Regions from separate parts of the Mus musculus genome. Here region 2 is linked to region 1. A link is a loop called in an ENCODE intact Hi-C map of the cell type or tissue named here. Cell type or tissue: left cerebral cortex. All regions are shown on one strand. Each heading gives the region's core, and the rest is flanking DNA. Links, peaks and the distances in the headings are about the cores only.

Region 1 (10,250 bases), core at 1,423-9,422:
CCCATCTTTGAGACAGAGGAAGGCCATGTTTAGGAAATACCATGCCATCCAACTGCTTGAATTAGAAAAGACGTTTACACAGGCGATGAGACCCGTCTCTTGTAGTCCTGTTTGTGAGGCTGTGGGACAAGGGGCAGACTGCATCAATGTGAGTGCCAGAGAAACAGAGAAACTGAATGATAGAACTGCCCACCTCCTGGGACAGTGGCAATGGAGGAATGGAGAACAATCAGTTTCCAGTGGACCTGATCAAATTACAGGCCTAAGGATTTGTTCTTCTAGCTGTGCTGCCTTGTCTGGCCTCAGTGGGAAGGATGCGCCTAGCCTCTCAAAGACTTGAGAGTGGGGGGGGGGTACCCAGGGGACCCCCACGGGCTGAGAGGAGAAGGGGAGGGGACTAATGGGAAGGGTTTTAGGAGGGGGGTTAATGAGCGAATACAAAGTGAATTAAGTATACAAAAATGAAATAATATAAAATAAAATTTAAAAAGCAGAGATGGGATTGGATTACCAGAGGCTAGAAGACAAAGGCGAAAAGATAGAGATGACTAAAGAAACTGGGCATGTAAGAGGCTGTGTTTGATGCCCAGGGCTGCAGGTCACATAGGACTATGTTATAGTGAGTTAAAATAGGGACTGGTGTGGGACCTCAGTGGCCTTATTAAGCCCATGCTGTTACATTGTCTTTAGGAGATAGGAAAGGCTTTGGTGAGTCTGAATGATTGAGCCTGCCATGTAGATCAGATTCCAAAACAGCTAAGGCAGCTACAAGGAACAAGAGAAACAACATAAATAAGCCAACAAAGGGTCTGTCTGGGTCATAAGGGAAAAGTCACATCAAGCCAAGATAGGCAAGCATTGTGGGCCATGGGAAGACTTCAAAGCCTGAGTAAAGTTTACTGGAGGCACAAAAGATTCGGCAATGCAGGTGTAAAAGGCTTAGGATGTCCCACAAGGCATCTGGGTACATTTCTTCCCTGTAAGAAAGTATATTTACTGGGAGGGGGGGATGGCTCACCCAGCCTAGGGCCCTCTCAGCAGCCAACTATGGCTGACAGAAAGGTGGCAGGCCCAGCTGCAGCACTGGCCTAGAGCCTGTGGTTCCCCTGGGAGTCAGCCCAGGCTGAAGGTGCAGCAGGCTCAGCAGGCAGGTGTGCATCCTAGCTCCCTTTGGCCCCGGGTTGACCACCCAGCTTAAGCCAAACCCATTGGAGGTAGAGGGATGTGTAGTATCCTAGCAACAGTGGCCCAGGATGAAGAAGTGGGAGGGCTCATCAAGAGTGGATGTGGATTGCAAGGGACTAAAGTAACACCTCCCACCCACACCATTGCACCTATCTTTGATCTATTGAGAAAATTATTCATACAAATAATGGACCCTTCAAGCTAAATTGGTCCTTGCAAACATCGTGTGTGTGTGTGTGTGTGTGTGTGTGTGTGTGTGTGTGTGTGTGTGTGTGTGTGTGAGAGAGAGAGAGAGAGAGAGAGAGAGAGAGAGAGAGCCTCTAGAGAGCATTCCCACCCTTTGTGAAGGGTTTCAGGGCATAGATGATAAAATATTAACCATACAGTGTTTTGCAGATATAGAACCACATCTGAGAGACATCTTAGTTAGACATCTGAATAGGCATCTTAGTTCCCAAAGGAGCAAGAATGAAAATTTAGTTCACACAGCCCTGAATCTTCAAAGAATAACAACGAGAATGAATTCAGATCCTTACATAGAAGGTAGGGGCAAGCAAAGAGGCAACAGTAGAGCGAGGAGAGCTCCAGGCAGGATTTGAGAAGTATGCTGCTCAGACAAAGAGCAGAGGCTTGGAACTAGACTTGCATATAGCATGTGTCCGAAACAACGATAACAAATGAGGCTGGAGAGATGACTCGGCAAGCAAATGTACTTGCCAGCAAGCCTAACTCAGAACCCATAGGATGGAAGGAGATAACTGTCCCTGCCAACTGTGTTCCTGTCTCCCATGTATACAAATACACACAAAATAAACATAAGTGAATAAAAGCTAAGTTTAAAAGAATTATATGAGCCAGGCGTGGTGGCACACGCCTTTTAACGCAAGCACTCGGGAGGCAGAGGCAAGTGGATTTCTGAGTTCGATGCCAGCCTGGTCTACAAAGTGAGTTCCAGGACATCCAGGGCTACACAGAAACCCTGTCTCGAAAAACCAAAAAGAAAAAAGAAAGAGAGAAGGAAGGAAGGAAGGAAGGAAGGAAGGAAGGAAGGAAGGAAGGAAGGAAGGAAGGAAGGAAGGAAGGAAGGAAAGGAAGGAAGGAAGGAAGGAAGTGAGGAAGGAAGGAAGGAAGGAAGGAAGGAAGGAAGGAAGGAAGGAAGGAAGGAAGGAAGGAAGGAAGGAAGGAAGGAAGAGAATATATGCTGGCTCTCTGCTCCTCCCTGTTCCAGAGATAGTCACATCTTCTCATGCAGTGCCAGCCTCGTCCCGTAGACAAAATGGTGAAGGTCGATGTGAATGGATTTGGCCGTATTGGATGCCTGGATACCAGGGCTGCCTTTTGCTCGGCAAAGTGAAGATTGTTGCTATCAACAACCCCTTCATTGACCTCAACTACATGGTCTACATGTCCCAGTATGACTCCACCCATGGCAAATTCAATGGCACAGTCAAGGCTAAAAATGGGAAGCTTGTCATCAACGGGAAGCCCATCACCATCTTCCAGGAGCAAGATCCCACTAACATCAAATGGGGTGATGCTGGTGCTGAGTATATTTGGAGTCTACTGGCGTCTTCACCATCATGGAGAAGGCCAGGGCCCACCTGAAGGGTGGAGCCAAAAGGATCATCATCTCCACCCCTTCTCCTGATGTCTCCATTTTAGTGATGGGTGTGAACAGCTGATGGATGAGAAATATGACAGCTCACTCAAGTTGTCAGCAATGCATCCTGCACCACCAACTGCTTAGCCCCCGTGGCCAAGGTCATCCATGACAATTTTGCGATCACTGCCACTCAGAAGACTGTGGATGGTCCCTCTGGAAGGTTATGGTGTGATGACCATGAGACTGCCCAGAACATCATCCCTGCATCCACTGGTGCTGCCAAGGCTATAGGCAAGGTCATTCCAGAGCTGAATGGGAAGCTCACTGGCATGGCCTTCCCTGTTTCTACCCCCAAGGTATCCATTGTGGATCTGACATGCTGCCTGGAGAAACCTGCCAAGTACGATGACTCAAGAAGGTGGTGAAACAGGCATCTGAGGGCCCACTGAAGGGCATCCAGGGCTACACCGAGAACCAGGTTGCATCCTACGACTTCAACAGCAACTCCCACTCCTCCACCTTTGATGCTAGGGCTGGCATTGCTCTCAGTGACAACTTTGTGAAGCTCATTTCCTGGTATAACAATGAATTCGGCTACAGCAACAGGGTGGTGGACCTCATGGCCTACATGGCCTCCAAGGAGGAAGAAAAACTGGACCACCCACCCCAACAAGAACACTGAGAGCAAGAGAGAGGCCCTCGGTTGCTGAGGAGTCCCTATCCCAACACTGAGCATCTTCCTCACAATTTCCATCCCAAACCCCCATAATAATGGGAGGGGCCTAGGGAGCCCTCCCTACTGTCTTAAATACCATCAATAAAGTTTACTGGAAACACACACACACACACACACACACACACACACTCACTCACACACAAAGAATTATATGCTAAAGACTCTAAGCACTGGAGTAGACGAATCATTGTGAGGAGAAAAAGTTGAAGAAAAGAATACAGTAGGCTTTGTCCACAGGCTAAGAATCTGGGCCTCACACATGGCCAGTGTTGTCCCCCATGGAGCCCATGCCGGCTGGGCCTGTAAATAAGAGATTAAATGGAACAGACTGTAAAGCACAGGTTTGGCCAATATTTGAAGTACTAGATTTAGAAAAGGGCACTAGTACACAAAGGCCTGTGGTTGGAAGGGTTCTAGAAATTTTTCATCCTTCATGGAGGAACAGAGAGAATCAATGCACTGCTCACTGTTGCACCGCCATAACCAGAAACCCAACAGAAACAACTAAATGGAAGAAGAGTTCTATTTGCCTCAGAGCTTCTGGTTGGTCAGTTTCTGCTCACTTAGCCTCACATGCCTGAGACTATGTGGCAGCAGATGTTCTTACAGCTAAGTGGACAGGAAACAAGAGAGGAACAGAAAGGACCAGGAGACAAGATACCCCATAAAACCTACAGTCTCTAGGAACCTACTTTTCCTATCTAAGTCCTATATCCTAAAATTCCCCAAACCCTGTAAAAATAACACCAGCAGATGGGACCAAGCAGTCAAACAAGGAACCTGTGGGGAACTTTGCATATTTAAACCATAACAAACATTAAACAGGAACGCACAATCCAGGGACAGTGTTCCAAGGGCAGCCAAGAAATCTTGGATTTCTTGCTGAATTACGTGTGGACAGGTGACTGATGCTATCTTTTGAGAGGTGGAAGCTGCCAAAGGCTATTTGCTTTCTTTATTGGCCCTAAGAGAACCCATTAGGTATCCTACAAGCAATGTCATCAGACCAAACAATAAAAGAAAATCAGTATGTCCCCCATCTTCTGACCTAGGACAAAAAGCTTGTCCATCCATAGGTTAAGTTAAGCTGCTTTGCACAATAATATTATTGGCCCTAGGAATTACTGGGCATTTCTATAGGAAAACTAATAAAGAGCAATAAAACCAGTCTCACTGAAGACAAGCAGACTAAAGTCAACACTGGACAACCGGCAGAACAGCCTTTCATTTCCTCTCCATTCTTCTGGAATCCTCCTGACCATTTTTTCCAGCCACCCGGCTCTGTACATGTTATTTCATTAGAATATGAATGAGAAGCTCTTTGGGAAATTTTTATGCTGTCATGGCAACAGTCACCATGACAACTGTTAATTAATTGGATACTCATGAAGTGGAGGAAGAAGAAGGGGGGGAAAAAGCCAACAGGAACGGATACAACTCTAGAGGAAGTCACGGTGTGTAGTAATTATATGAATTTCATTCAGCGAAGGCATGCGGCAGGTCAGAGATGCAAATAGCTCCCCCTCAGCCACTCCTACCCAGAGGCCTGCCCTCCTCAGATGTGACTGAGTGCTTCCAGCCTTGCCCATTCAAACTGACACATGGGGCTGCTCCAGCATAGTCAGTGTCTCCCCAAGATTTAAAAAATCAAAACCTCATTCCAACATAGAGAACTGGATATATGGCCATGACTAGGCCCTAACATAAAAATTGTCACCTGCATGCCCCCACTAGAGCAAATGGGACTGGCGAGGGAGGAGAGTCACACTTGGGTGGGCAGAACCTTTTGCATTGGAAGTATCTTCAGATGCAGGCCGGGGAAGTTAGGCTTGTCACGGACATCCCAAGATGACAGGTTGGCTCCCACACTCGCAGATGGCTCACAGTTCAAAATGGACACCAGCGGGGGAGGAAGGTCTTGAGAGGTGGAGAGAAACCTCCCAGGATGCCCACTGGAAGCCAAGTGGGAAGGAACAAGGGACTTGATAGATATTTTTCTGCAATGCTCTCTACCACATCTGAAGCCCTGGGTTTCACTAGCCTTATTAGCAGCTTGCTGTTGTCGCTGGGTTTAGAGGACACCCTGTTGCATGCATGGTCTCTGTGGAAGCCGTCTCTTGAGATGTTTTTCAAAGACTTAGAAACACTTCTGTCCACCTCAGACTAGCCGACACACTAATCCCTTCACTTGAGTAGATGTCACATGAGACGTGGTCAGTGCTGGATGGCCAAACTCACCCTCCACGTGATAAACCACCATTTTCCCAGGCAAAGCCATGAAGTAAGTCTCTGCATACCCAAACCATCCATCACACCTCTATTTACTTGTTTGTTGTTTGTTTGTTTGTTTGTTTGTTTGTTTTGAAATGGGGCTTTGCCATATAGCAACTTACTATGTAGATCAGGCTATTCTTGAAATAGCTGAGGTCCTCCTGCCTCTGTCTCCAGAGTGTTGAGATTGTAGGCATGTCTCATTACACCTGGCTTGATGACTTCAGTTTCCCATTTCTCCTCCTCCTCCTCCTCCTCCTCCTCCTCCTCCTCTTCCTCCTTCACCTCAGGTAACTGTTTCTCTGTCTCATAAATGCCCCTAAATGCTGTTCTCACAAGGGTGGCTTTGAGATTTGAGGTTCTCACTTCCTTGTGGTGGTCACCACATAAGCAAACTCCCCTTCATAAAACTCATCTTTTGAGTGACAGGTACTTTGGGCAGTAGGCAAAATGGGGCAACACCTTCAACCACCTCTTCTCACTTCTCTAACTATCCAAATGATAGTCACACTCCCTTGGCAAATTGGGAGTTTGGCTTCTTGAATGTTTTCTCAAAATTTGTTTCACTTGCCTGCTAGTTGGGGTTAAAGCAAAGAAAAAGAAAGAAAGAAAGAAAGAAAGAAAGAAAGAAGGAAGGAAGGAAGGAAGGAAGGAAGGAAGGAAGGAAGGAAGGAAGGAAGGAAGGAAGGAAGGAAGGAAGGGAAAGAAAGAAAGAAAGAAAGAAAGAAAGAAAGAAAGAAAGAAAGAAAGAAAGAAAGAAAGAAAGAAAGAAAGAAAGAAAGAAGGAAGGAAGGAAGGAAGGAAGGAAGGAAGGAAGGAAGGAAGGAAGGAAGGAAGGAAGGGAAAGAAAGAAAGAAAGAAAGAAAGAAAGAAAGAAAGAAAGAAAGAAAGAAAGAAAGAAAGAAAGAAAGAAAGGAAGGAAGGAAGGAAGGAAGGAAGGAAGGAAGGAAGGAAGGAAGGAAGGAAGGAAGGAAGGAAGGGAGGGAGGGAGGGAGGGAGGGAGGGAGGGAGGGAGGGAGGAAGGAAGGAAGGAAGGAAGGGAAAGAAAGAAAGAAAGAAAGAAAGAAAGAAAGAAAGAAAGAAAGAAAGAAAGAAAGAAAGAAAGAAAGAAAGAAAGAAAGAAAGAAAGAGAGCAAGCTTCACCCCAGAGCACTTCAATGGCTCTGACTTTCACACCAGAAGACACTGTTGGACTCTGTTGAGCCACACCTACCTCACAACCACTATCTACAACCTTTGTAAATGAAAGGAATTTGGAAGGATGGCAGTCACACAAACCCTGAACCTCTGGATGTAGCTACTGATTGGGGTACGTGTGTGTGTGTGGGGTGCGGGGGGGGGTAATGGAACATCACTTACTGGAGCATCCATATTTGGTTTTGATAGTCTGAAAACTCCATGCCCTTCTTATGACTATAGACCTCCAGTCATTTCTTTTATACGTATCATTATTTAGAAAGACCTCGTCTCAGAGAGGTGCTAAGGAACTGTCCTTTCAAATAGGCCTTTTACTTCTGCCTTTGAGGATTTGACACTTTGAGAACCTAAATGTGACCTGGTCAACACATTCTTTTATATTTGAAAAAAAAAATGTTTCCAAGAAGGATTTTTTTTTTCAGATCCCTGATTTACCTACATCTCCATCTTGGAGAAACATGTTAAACCAACAGAATACATTCAAACCCCCATCTAAGAAATTCCCTTGTAGATTCATGGCGACCCATCACACTTTGCCCCAAAGCTAATATACCCAATATGAACCTATAACAAAGCACACATCTGCTCGTCCGAGGGAGGAGGAGCCCTTGTCTTTTATTCAGCCAGCCATTCCAAAACAGTCAACGTCCCCTTTTCCCCCAGATAGTCAATTACCGTTTTTCCTGATAGACTCAAAGACAGAGAGTGGAGGGAGGGAGGAGGGAAAGGATGTCTAAATTAATGATCGGCTTCTAATAATGAGCCATCTGGTCTCTTTCCTGCCTCGCTGATGAACACCCAAAGCACCTACAAGAAGAAACACGCATATGAAAAAGATGTCTTCGTGATAATATGCATAGTATAGGTAGTTTGTTGCTTAAATGATTGACTGGAAAAGTCAATTCTGTCTGTGATAAAGCAAACGATAAGCTCCCCCTGACCTCTGAAATACTTTAAATTATCATGAAGATTACCTCATTCTTGTTTGAGAACTCATTAAGGGTTCACCGTACAATTTTCAGAAGAGCAGGTTTTCCTAAGTGGTAATAAAAGCCCTAGTCGATTCAGGAAGCGGGCTAAGCCAGAATGCTCCATCAGCTTATAAACTGCTTCCCCCAAAACATTCAGAACCAAGAGGTCAGGTCCGCAGAGCAGAGTTTCAAAACCATTTTTGAGAGACTGCCCGGCAGAACCTTCCCTTTCGCTAACACCCACGTGATTTGTTCAAGCTGAACTGCCTTGGCATTGTCCCTGTGAATCTGTAGAGATGACGATCGAAGAGCATGCATGGGCACCATTTATCACGTCCTCCGGTCAGTGAGCTCGCGCAGGTCAGGGAGGGCTGATTCCTTCACGTCCTCCCAGCCAAGTATAGCTCTCCACAGAGACGTCTATTAAAGGGGAGAATATGGATGGGATGCTGGCTTGATTTTCCATTTTAACTACTTTAAAGAATGTTCACAGCACATATTTAAAAGAATCAGTAGGCTAAAAGAACCAACTCCCCATGAGATATATTACACTGAAAAGATATAGAGAAAGGTTCAGACACACTCCTCATTTTTTAGTACTTAGCCTGGATGAGGCACCAGGCCCAGCTCAAACCCTGACCCCACAAACTCCCCCCACCGCATCATCACATAAAACACTTAGCCTAATTAATACTCTGGTATCCTTTGTCTCTGAAGTAGGCACGTTATTTAGGAGATTTATGTGGGCTGGAAATTCAAGCGAGGTCATAAAAGCATTTATACATTTATAATACATATAGATGCAGCCATGTGTGTGTGCCTGTACACGCATATACACAGACTTGTATTCATATTTACATAGGTATATGTCCCTCCCTCCCTCCCCTCCCTCTCTCTCTCTCTCTCTCTCTCTCTCTCTCTCTCTCTCTCTCTCTCTCTCTCTCTCTCTCTCTCTCTCTCTCTCTCTCTCTCTCTCTCCAGATGTTACTGCAGACAGAGAGCTCAAAGAATGCAGCGCTCCTCCTGGGACTTCACCATCTAACCTGATCTCACTCACAGAAACGCTTTTTCTCTTCTACCACTTTCAACTGCATCCTATCACTGGCTCTTGGAAGTCATATTGCCTTCGTGAGTGCTATGTGCCGGCATGTTGTGGAATTCTTTTTGGAAATTCTAGTAGGTGATGATCCCTTAAATTCTGCCTCCTCTTTCTTCTGAAAGCCTTCATTGTACATAGCATAGCATTAGAGTATACACATTATTGTTTTCTTAGCCTGTAGATCTTCAAGAGGCCGCCAGTCTTCCTCATGTTCTGCAATATGCCCTGCCCTGAAGAGCCTGTTCCTCCATTCTGTCACCGATTCTTCTGTAGTCGAGAATCCAAAACCTCACCTCTCACTTCTTCCAGGGCCCAACCTATTCCCCTTTGGCCATATCATTATGTAAGACAAGTATCATCTGGCTGCACCCCAGAAAACTCCTTCAAAACCTGTCAATATACAACTAACATGTATCTTCACTGTTTGTCGACACTACAGGGAAATGCCTGACATCACTAATATAAGGGAGCGAGCTGGAGAGATGGTGGTCAAGAGCACTGGCGACTCTTCCAGAGGCCCCAGGTTCAAGTCCCAGCACCTACATAATGGCTTCCAACTATCTGAAACTCCAGTTCTAGGGGATATGACATCCTATTCTGGCCTCTATGGGCTATACATGCATGTGGTACACTGACATACATGCAGGGAAAATATCCATAAATGAAAATAAAAGTAAAAGGTGTTAACTAATATATGAGAGGAAAGACTTATTTTGGATCAGTTTTTGAGGCTTATTGTAGCAGGGTGGGCAGGGCAGATCTGACCACATCCTGGCAGCAGGAAGCAGAGAATGTTGTGCTAGTGGGTTTCCTTCCCTCCCTTTTTGATCACCCTGAAACTATAGTTGAGTGGTGCCAACTACATCCAAAGCTCACTTTCTTCTGACATACAGGGCTCTTCTCTGCTGCTGTGAATGGTCCTCAGTCCAACCAGGTTGTCAAGCAAGACTAACTATTGCCTAGCCATGCATGGTACTACACATCTCTCATTTCAAGGCATCTCAAATTCAGGGCCAGCCTGTGCTACATAGGAAGACTCTGTCTCAATATCTTACATATAACTAAGAACAAGGTTAGCTATCATAGACATCTATTCTCATTTCTTCTTGAGTGGGATGGTAGATCATCTATTGATTTGCTCAAATGTTTGATAAATTAAATTCTCTTCCCATCTGGGAATTGATGTCA
Region 2 (10,250 bases), core at 655-8,654, 52 kb before region 1:
AGCACATCAGACATGGACCACACACCACACCCACTCATGCCACCCAAAACACATATACCACAAACATAACACACCCCTTCCACACACCAAGCAAAGATACCAGATACACCAAGTATACCACACAAAACACATATCACCCACACAAACACACCACCAAACACTCACACAAAACGGCATTCGTACAAGAAAATCCTTGTTCTGGTTCTCCTTCAAGGTCCAAGTCTAACGGCTCTCACCTGCAGCCTTCCTTGCTTTTTTTACTCCACTGAATCTCTTTTCTTTGCTCCCCTCCCACCATCCTTCCTTGATAGCTACTTCTAGAATTGTCTGGCCAGCTTCTGCGCTCCCCAGGATATACTCAGAGATTATTCACTATAACACTTCGCTCAAGGTCAAGGCCCCTGTACACATAACTCCTTAAGGACTGTATTCTCCTGGCATGGGAATTAACTCTACACCTTTATTTTAGATTATGATAGGATGCTGTTTTCCTAAAGGATGAATGAACCCTACCTTGTATGTTAGATGACAATTAAAATGATACCTAAGTCTTTCTCTGCGTTAGGACAGTGTGAAAGCCAGCCTAGGGATCAGGGCCTTGGCTTTCTTTTCTATTCACCTATTTCATGAGAATGTCAAGTCTCTACACCTCAGCTTTTCACATTAAAAAAAAAAAATAGAAGTATTGCATGCCCACCCTCACAGCTGCCTGGTTTCTAATCTCCTAGCCCTATCAAGGTGTAGAGCATTAGAAACCATGGGAGGTGGTGCACACCTGGAAGACAAGAGGGCTCCCGTGTTGAGGCTTAGCCTGGACAAGTCCAAGAGCCCACCTCAAACTGACCAGTAAGAGACAATGGGAGGAGAGATATGTCTCAGTGGTTGAACAATTTGTACCACGTACATGGCCCTGGTATAGTCGAAGCTCTGTCTTCATTGTTTGGCCAGGGAAAGGGCCCAAGAGAGTCAAAGAACAGTCTCAGAGTGAGGCGACAACCACAGAGAAGGATCCAAGGACAAGAGGCTGAGCTGGCACCCCCAGCATGCTCGAGATGTCACAGCTCCTATTCAGAGCAGTACTGCACTGTAGGCAGCTGGTTGGCCAACCTCAGATTTTTAGTTCCTATATAGCTTGCTATCCTTACATAATTTTGTGCTGGGGCATCACTCTATTTGTAAACAGAATCCAAGGTTTTCAAAAGAACTTAATTACAACAAATCCCATTGAGACATAATCTGGAGAAAACACACGGGCCTGTCTGCATTGCATAATGAGATAGTTAACTGGCAGGGATGGAGGCTGCTGGTGGGGACACCTCACCCGAGGGCCCAGATCCCGTTTCCTCTAGTCCCCGCTACTTGCCTTCTCCCTAATAGTAGGAACTCTGGCCGGACCATCTCCCTAGTCACTTGCCCTCTAACTCCCACATCTCCCTAGGCCCCGGCAGTCCTGCATCTACGTAGGCTGAGTTTTCCTACAAGCTGTGTTCTTGAACTGCCAGCTGCCAGGCTCCTAATCCTAATGCTATTAAATAGATACCATTAGGGATGTGCTAGCCATGGTTCTGCCCGTTTCTGGACTTCTCCCATGTTGCTCACTCTGGCCTGTTTCCACACTGCAAACGCTGCTGTATAATTGTGCAAATTCATCCCCATTTATGCCTGTCGTAGGGATGGTAAACCTCTCACCCTGCCCTGGAGAAACAACCAGAAAGGTCACATTTGAGCAGAAATGGACCCTGACTGGGTCCACTTTGGATCTCAGCTTCCTCGTTATCAAAACAAAAACAAACAACAACATGAGATAAACCATACCCACTGGTCCTTCCTTAGGTAAGAAAAAGTCTGGCTCCAAGATAGCAATGTACACATCAAGACACTATTACACATGAACGCTGAAGCTGAGCACAGCAGTTGTGCTCCGTGATGTATCCATGCCTCAAGTACCTGGTGACTGTTTTATTAATCAGTTCTCCCAGAGGTTTGACAGCCTCATCCACAGGAATAGGCAAAGGAGAAGTGACAGTCACACTCTTTTTTTTTTTAAACGAAATAAATCTGTACTTCAGAACCCAGACACTTGACTGTGCACCAGGGTGTCTTAGAGACGATATAACCTGCCTGGAAATTCAATTATCTAGTAAGAAAAGGATGTTGTTGTCCCCTAGAAGTAGTGGCCACGATGGATCCAGCTCTACCACGTGAGTCCAGAAGGCCAGATGGGAAGAGAGGGGATAATAAGAGTTCACTGTGAAGGGGTCTATCTCAGGAGTCTCCAAGGACAGCAGTTGCCATGGCTGCACTTGTGTGTGCTAGATCATCAGAGTTCAAAAAAATGAGGTAATTCTATGTCACATGGTACCTGCACGCGGCTTCCGTCCCCACTCTGCACTCTGTGGATATGCAATCACAATGCGGTTTGCCATTTTATTTCAACAAATACGTGTCAGCATCTACTGTGCCCCAGGCACCAGAGCTATGAAAATGAGGGCGACCTGCCATGCCTTGTCTTAAGGCACCTACCTATCTGCGAGTGGGAGAAGAGATCCCCAATAAGAAAGTTCGAGTCATACTCTCTAACTGAGGAGGGAAAGACAAACATCCCAAACTGTTGAGTAATACAAACCCAGTAATTCAACCAGTTACTAAAAACATGTGTCAAGGGCAGAGGCATGTTATAGGTATTGATCAAGGATGGAGATGATGGAAGGGAATATCAATTAAAGGTCTTATTTGAAAGTGTCCCTTAAACCATGATTGGAAATAAGGTAGTGGCCAGGAGTTCTCATAATGACTCCCATCTCAAACTGTGACATCCAGGCAAAGAGCTTCTATGCTAAACAGAGCTGAGGAGTCCCCAACCTGGTGTGAAGGTCAAGCTGAACTATTTAAACGTCTCTCACAATCCATTCATAAACGATTTTAATATTCTTCACAGCATAGTAATTTTATAGACCAATAATAACTCTGTAAGTGGGGAACTGATAGGAAGAGGAGGGGAGGGGAGGGGAGGGGAGGGGGAGGAGAGTCTGGAGCTCAGAGATGTTAGGTGAATGGACTACAAGTACATTCCGTGAGAGGGCAGGGTCGCTTGGCCTGGTGGCATACAGTTCTGATCTCGCCTACTCAAGAAGCTGAGACTGAAGTATTAAAAATTCAAGGTCAGCCTAGGCTACAGAGTAAATACTAGACCATCCTAGGCAATTTAGAAAAAAATTCTATCAACTATAAAGTAAAGAGAGGGTGTGGGGGCCATGATTCGGCGCCAGTGTGAACAAAAACCCTAACGCTTTGAAAATATAAGGGCTCCATCTCAGGGTCCTGTCCACGGAGTCCACTGCTCCTCACAACAGGCCGCACTGTCTTGAAAATGGGATGATCATTATCTGAGCAGAAGAGGACTCATACTAACCCCCAGGAGATGGAGAACAGGTGTCAAAAGGGAAATTTGGGGAGAGGGCCATTCAGTGTTGTGACCTGCTTCAAAGGGCTAAGCTGCTAGGCCAGGGATGTATCCCCCACCTGAAGCGGGGTCCCCAGTACACCTAAGAGGGGAAGCTTTCGGAGCTTAGAGTAGGGCCAACCACAGGAAACCTGCACAAGAAATCCTAACCTCAATGGTCACATAGTCCCGGGGAACGATTTCTATCGAGGCTGGGTTCCACAAGGAACTTCCCGTTCTGGAGGACCCAGAAGTCGGCTCAGCAGGAGGTGGGACGGGATGCTCTTTTATGTATCCTCTGCTCTATTACAAAGCAAGGCCCCCTTCCCTCCCACTCCCACCCCACCCCAGCCATGCTGCTGCTCCAAAGGCTGCCCCAACCCATTGTCTCCTGGGCCACAGAATAGCACTTTCTGCCCACAAAGAAATGTAATTTACAGGCCACTTTCTCTTTAATCCACCAGAAAAAGGCAGGATGATGAGTCTGTGGGCAGAAATCCAATGTTACAAGGATTTCAACGGATGCAAATTGTTTCCTGGATAAGGGCTAATGACAGCTAATAGGCCGGTGCCGGGGGCTAGGCGGATGACCTAGCACCAGCTTCCTATTTCTGTCGGCCAAAATCGCAACTTCCATCTGCTATTTTCATCCTCCTCCCATGTTATTGTCACTGTGGCCACAGTTTCACACTCCTACTCCTCCCAAAGGACGTGAGCATGCTATTTTACATAGGAATACAAAAGCCTGAGCCTTCCCTCCAAGCTACTGGGAAATGAATCAGCACATGCCTCAGCTTCCTAGCCCACCTGAGTGGTCACGTGCGTGCGTGCGTGCGTGCGTGCGTCCATGCGTGCGTGCCTGCCTGCCTGCACTGCCCAATTTGGTTTGTTCAAAATGGAGTTGCTTGGAATGTATGAACTAGCAAGCCACTGAGTAATGGTGAATCACCCCTGGATGTTTTACCCAGGCCTCAGACAAGGAGCTGGCTCCCGTTGTAGCTTTTTGGGGGTCACTTAAATCCATCAGAGAGGAACGCACAGCCCCAAGCCTTGTGCTGAAGATGAAGCGCTGATCAAGAGCAAGATCAGCCGGGCACATAAAGACTACCAAGCATCCAAAAAGTGTTTCTGAGAGCTGACATCAGCCCACATGTTGGCAAAGCAGTAGAAAGTGTGGGAGTCAGGTGGCGAGGGAGGGGGTGCTCCAAGGATGTAGAAAAGACGCTAAAAATCCTTGTTTGACAAAGCAGGCTTGGGATGTGGTGGCAGAACACCACAGCCACACTGTCTTGGGCTAACTTAAGTTTTCTGTTTCTCCCATTATCCCGTTGCTGGTCTCCCCAGATGCTCTCCCACCCCCAGCCCTGCCTATCTCCAGCCCGGCTCTCATTAAGCTGCACAGCATACCTTTCTCGGGCTTCCTGACTCAATTTCCCCAGCATCATTCAGTCTGAGTCACAGGTTTTAATCACAAAGGCATTATGAAGTGTGCTTCTATTTCTATTCCCTCCGCTACGCTGTGACCATCTCAGGAGTAATGGGTTCTCGCCCATCTTTCTACCTGCTGTTATCCACGCAGAGCTTTAATGAATACCTCCTGGATAAATAAGGAGCGGCGAGGGACCAAGGAGAGGAGGAAAAATGGAAACTGGGGAAGGGAGGGAGAAAGCAAAGAAACAAGGAGGGCTGAGCTTATAGCTCAGCGAGATAATTGCGGAAACCATGTGATACAGGCTGGCTTGTACCAGGGAGAGCAAAGAGCAATTAAAATGTTTAATCTTCCTTGAATACTATTGATAAGGCTCTACATATGTGATTGACAAGGAAAACACAAAGACTTGCTAAGAGACTAAAAAAATGGGTTTTGAATGGGGTGATCTTGTTGCAGATAATAAGCTGCTTGCTGGCCCAGCTGCCTGCCTGCTCTGAGGTGTTGATGGCTTCTCCCTGCTGGTTAGAGAATCTAGGTAGAGAGAAAAACGGCCCTGCTGCTCACCGATCTGATCCCCTCCCCCAGGGAAGCAGGAAGACTTCCTCAGCCAAAGCTTCTGAAGGAGCTGACAGGCTTTCAAGAGCCCACCTCACCACTGGCCCCGAGACCTGCTCAGACCCTTTTAGGGAGATGCCAGAAGGAAAGGGGCAGACAGGAGGAGGCAGAGGAGGCCTACATGGGGGGGGTGGTGGTGTATCATTCCCTAACTTGTCAAATTTGCCTTTCCTCCCAACATCTATGAATCCATGCAGATGCTCTGACTAACCTGCTGAAGTGTCTGAGGAGAAGAAAGATTCCCTACCTCCTTGTTGATAACCAGGAAGCAAGAGTGTGGCTGAAGAGGAGGGGTAAGCCCCTAGAGCAGACTCACCACTCAACTTCCAACTCACACATGTCTATGGGAATTGGGGGACATGGTGAGTCACTTTATTTGTCAGCTTGGCCTGGGCCACAGGGTGTCCAGATAGTTGCTCAAACATTATTCTGGAAGCTGTTGTGAGAATTCATTAATTAAATTAGGTGGATGAGATTAACAGCTAACTCACTGTATTTGTTTTATGTGAGGGAATGGTCTATATGTTGTCTTAGTCAGGGTTTCTATTCCTGAACAAAACATCATGACCAAGAAGCAAGTCAGGGAGGAAAGGGTTTATTCAGCTTATGCTTAAACATTGCTGTTCATCACCAAAGGAAGTCAGGACAGGAACTCAAGCAGGTCAGGAACTTGGAGGCAGGAGCAGGTGCAGAGGCCATAGAATAATCTTCTTGTTTGCTTCCCCTGGCTTGCTCAACCTGCTTTCTTATAGAACCGAAGACTCCCAGCCTAGGGATGGCACCACCCACAATGGGCCTTCCCACTCTTGATCACTAATTGAGAAAATGTCCCACAGCTGGCTCTCATGGAGGCATTTCCTCAAGGGAGGCTCCTTTCTCTGTGATAACTACGCTTGTGTCAAGTTGACACCCTAAACTAGTGTGTGTGTGTATGTGTGTGTGTATACATATATATACTTATTTTTGAGAATTTCATATATGTACATAATATATATTGATCATATTTATCCCTGACTTCCCCATTCAAACTCCTCTTAGCCCCAACACATCTTCCTCCTGACTTCATGACTCTCTCCTCCTCCTCCTCCTCTCCTCCTCCTCCTCCTCCTCTCCTCTTCCCCTTCCATAAGCCATTGAGTCCAATTAGTGATGCTCATATGTAACAGGTGTGGAGCCATCTACTGTATCATGAGCAACCTACCAGTAGCCACTCAAAGGAATTCACTCTCTCCCCCAGAAGAAGCCATTAACTACCAATATCTCTTCAGCTAGGACTGGGGCCCAGTGAGTCTCCCCTCTCTGGTTTGGAATTTCTGCAGGTCTCATCTTGTGAAGACAGGTCTTGAATGAGTAATCAAAGCTTCTGTGAGTACTTGGGTGCAGAAGATATGTCACTGTATCCCTCCCTGTCTTCCAGGCCTTATATTTTTGTGTGCCCCTTCTTCTGCATGCCCCATGAACCTTGGTGGACTGGGGTGGGGGTGGGGGGTGATAAAGATGTCCTACTTAGGGACACTTATTTTCAGCACTTTAATGCTGAATCAGCCCCAGTTATGATTATCCACACTGAGCACTCTATACCACAAAAGAAAGATTCTCTGAGAGCAACACAATTCTCTGGGTATAAATGTAAATACTTAAGACAGCAGTTTTATAACAATATCATTTAACAGAACAATATAAGTCCCCCCACCAGGGTTTATGACTCACGGTCTTTTGACCAAGTTTCCACTACCAGGCATGAATTGTGTCCTGTGACTCAGGTTTCAAGTCCAATCAGAACTGGTTGGTTACCACCCAGACTGGGATGCCACGACTGCACTCTGTGCAGTCTTGGCATCGGTAAGAACGGTGCTGGGTAAGTTCGCTGATGTGTTTCCTTTCCCAGCAGCCTGCAGAGAACTATGAAAACTAGGAGCCAGGAATGAAGTCTCCCAGTCATGTCAAAAATCAACCAAAATATGTGAGGTCTTCAGCAATAAGGTCTTACCATCTCTATATGGCGGAAAACAGCCTGTACTATTTGGGGACCCTCAAGGGCTTCCCTGAATGGAGAGAGATGGAGTCTCAAAGTAGTTTTCATTTGCTTCTCCCTTGTGGCTAGCTTATAAAATATTCATTAGCCATTTGCATTTTCTGTTTTGAGAACTCTGTTTAGATCCACTGTGTGTGTGTGTGTGTGTGTGTATGTGTGTGTGTGTGTGTGTGTAAGTGTGCACACGTATGCAAGCATGCACATGTTTGAGTTGTTTGTTTTGTTGATATTTTGTTTCTTAAGTTCTTTGTATATTCTAGGTACTCGTCCTCTGTCAGATGTACAGCTGGCAAAGAGCTCTCTCCCATTCTGCAGGCTACCTTTTCATTCAATTGACTGTTTCCTTGCTGTACAGCGTTTTAAATTTTAAACTTCATAAGATCCCATTTGTTGTTTACCAGCCTTCTTTCCTGAGTGATCACAAGCCACTTGAGAACATCCTGTGCCCGTATCTTGAAGTGCACTCACTATTTTCTCCCTGGAAGTTACAGGATTTCAGTCTTATGCTGAAACTCCAGTTCAAGTGGTTCCAATATCCTCTTCTGGCTTCCACAGAGAGCAGGAAGGCACATAGTGCACAGAGTTATGCAAGCAAAATGCTATAGACATAAAATAAGAATAAAACATTTTAAATAAATAAACTTGAGAAGCCAAGGCTTAAGATGTCATTAGCCTAGTATAGCATGAACATAACCCTAAGCTCAAACATCAACATCAATTAATTAATTAATAGATAGTTAACTATTTTTTCTTTTTTCCCTTTTTTCTTAAATTTTATTTTATTTTAAATTTATGTTTACACTCTATATTCTATTCCCTTCCCCCCCCCATGCATTCTTCATCCGCTCCACATCCCACACCTCCTCCCCACCCCACCCCATCTCCACCCGACCTCCAGTCCCTTGAGGAGCTACTTAACTTATTAACTAGAAAAGACCACAGATACCAAGCTAATTTGATAACCAAAGTAAATGTTCTCGAATTTGATAAAATACTTCCCAGACAGAACCCAAGGAGAGTCCAGAATCACTTCTCTAATGTTCTTGCCAAAAAACTCACTGTGAAGGTCAGACAATGTCACAAGGAACACTGTCCAGAATGACCCTACCTAATCTCTGGGGTCAACATTATGAGGTCAAAGTAGTAGGAGACTGCCTGAATCTAGAGGCACAACTCAGGTTAGGGATACATCTTTTAGCCTCAAAGCACAGATCAGGGACAACTGAAGCCCAAGCCGTGTTTGCATATGATTATTATTGTTCAATGTTTACATATGAATCTTAATTACCTCATGATGGCAACTATAATGTGCTTCTACAGAGAATGCCTTCGTTTGTAGGAAACCTGCACCAAAATATTCAAGAATTCTGGAACCTTGTGTTGACAGCTTAGCTCCAAACCAGTTCCGAGGCTATGCCTTTTTTACTACCCCCAGGTGCACAGATACATTCACAGCTACATACGTAGCACTGTGTCTCTGGAGGAGAATGCACCTCTGTTCATAGGAGATTCTTATTGAAGTATTTTGGAGCAAAATGTTACATTGGGGAAAATGGGAGTGAAGAAAACATTGAGTTCTCTCTCTTTTTTAAAACTCCTTTAGGTGCTTTAAAACATTCCCAAATAAACAAATGGCAGAAAATATAAACAATAGAATTTATAGAATTTGCTAATGGAAAAAAATTGGGATTTGGAGATAGCTCAATCAGTAAAGTGCTTTCTCTGCAAGCAAGAGGCCTAAGTCTAATTTCCAGAATCTACATTAAAAGAAAGAAAGAAATCCAGGGTAGTGTCACCTGCTCGTAAACCCAGCATTGAGGAGATGGAGACAGGCAGGTTCCTGGAGCTGACTGGCTAGTCAGCCTAAGGAGTAACACCCATGGCTATCCTCTGACTTTGATACCTATATGTATACACACGCACACACACACACACACACACACACATACACACACACACACAAACATGCATATGCACATGCATACATATGAAGAAAAAGAAAAAAATGAGACATTATAGCTTGGGGATCACAATTTTGATGATGTTTCTGCCTTACCTGCGATATAAAGAGACATGTCAGATGGCACCCTTTCAAAACAACAACCAGCGCCTGTACAATCTGGAGAATGGGCCGTCTTAACCACACTTGTAGCTTTGAATGAGTGAGTTTACTAAATATATACCAACCCTAAGCAAAGGAATATATACTAAGAGATAGACTATAGATAGGTAGGTAGATAAATAGATGATAGAGATAGATGATAGATAAAATAATAGATATAATGATAAAGATGACTGATAGATGATAGATAGATAGATAGATAGATAGATAGATAGATAGATAGATAGATAGATAGATAGATAGATAATATATTAGAGGAAGGAAGGAAGGAAGGAAGGAAGGAAGGAAGGAAGGAAGGAAGGAAGGAAGGAAGGAAGAAAGGAAGGAAGGCAGACCATCAAATCCAGTGCTTAAAACACCCAGTAGAAATGTACTGAGGAAGCCCTGCTGAGGCAGTCAGCTGAGTTCCCAATATGAGGAGTCTCAGGCAAAGCACAGCGTCATCTTAGTTAGGTTTCCAAGTAAAGGAACAAAGAGCAACAGAATGGGGGACGGGGCTTGCAAACACCCAGCAGAAACTGTCTGGGGAAGTTGAGGTGGACAGTGGGAGGGTCCCACTTTTTCTCTGGACCTGAGCTTCCCATGGCTGAAGTTCTGCCTTCTC

What was found. Hi-C counts contacts between places; a loop is a spot of excess contacts. Peaks named below come from ENCODE experiments on the same cell type or tissue, not always from the same donor. Only the 100,000 strongest peaks of a DNase experiment are listed, where the experiment ranks them.
Region 2: a loop joins it to region 1, with 1.8 times the contacts of the local background. A loop is called at or near these places in 3 of 42 quality-filtered maps.

The regions. Positions count from the first base shown.
Region 1 is chr8:34,315,036-34,325,285 of GRCm38, reverse strand. It overlaps the pseudogene Gm8254. Among named protein-coding and RNA genes, the nearest start is that of Gm33831, 67 kb to the left of the region's middle. In left cerebral cortex, for the core only: no CTCF peak of the experiment used is centred there; DNase peaks (open chromatin) are centred at 4,218, 4,877 and 8,236.
Region 2 is chr8:34,366,544-34,376,793 of GRCm38, reverse strand. No RefSeq gene overlaps it. Among named protein-coding and RNA genes, the nearest start is that of Gm33831, 15 kb to the left of the region's middle. In left cerebral cortex, for the core only: no CTCF peak of the experiment used is centred there; DNase peaks (open chromatin) are centred at 1,095, 4,159, 4,602 and 5,353; H3K27ac peaks cover 2,222 bases.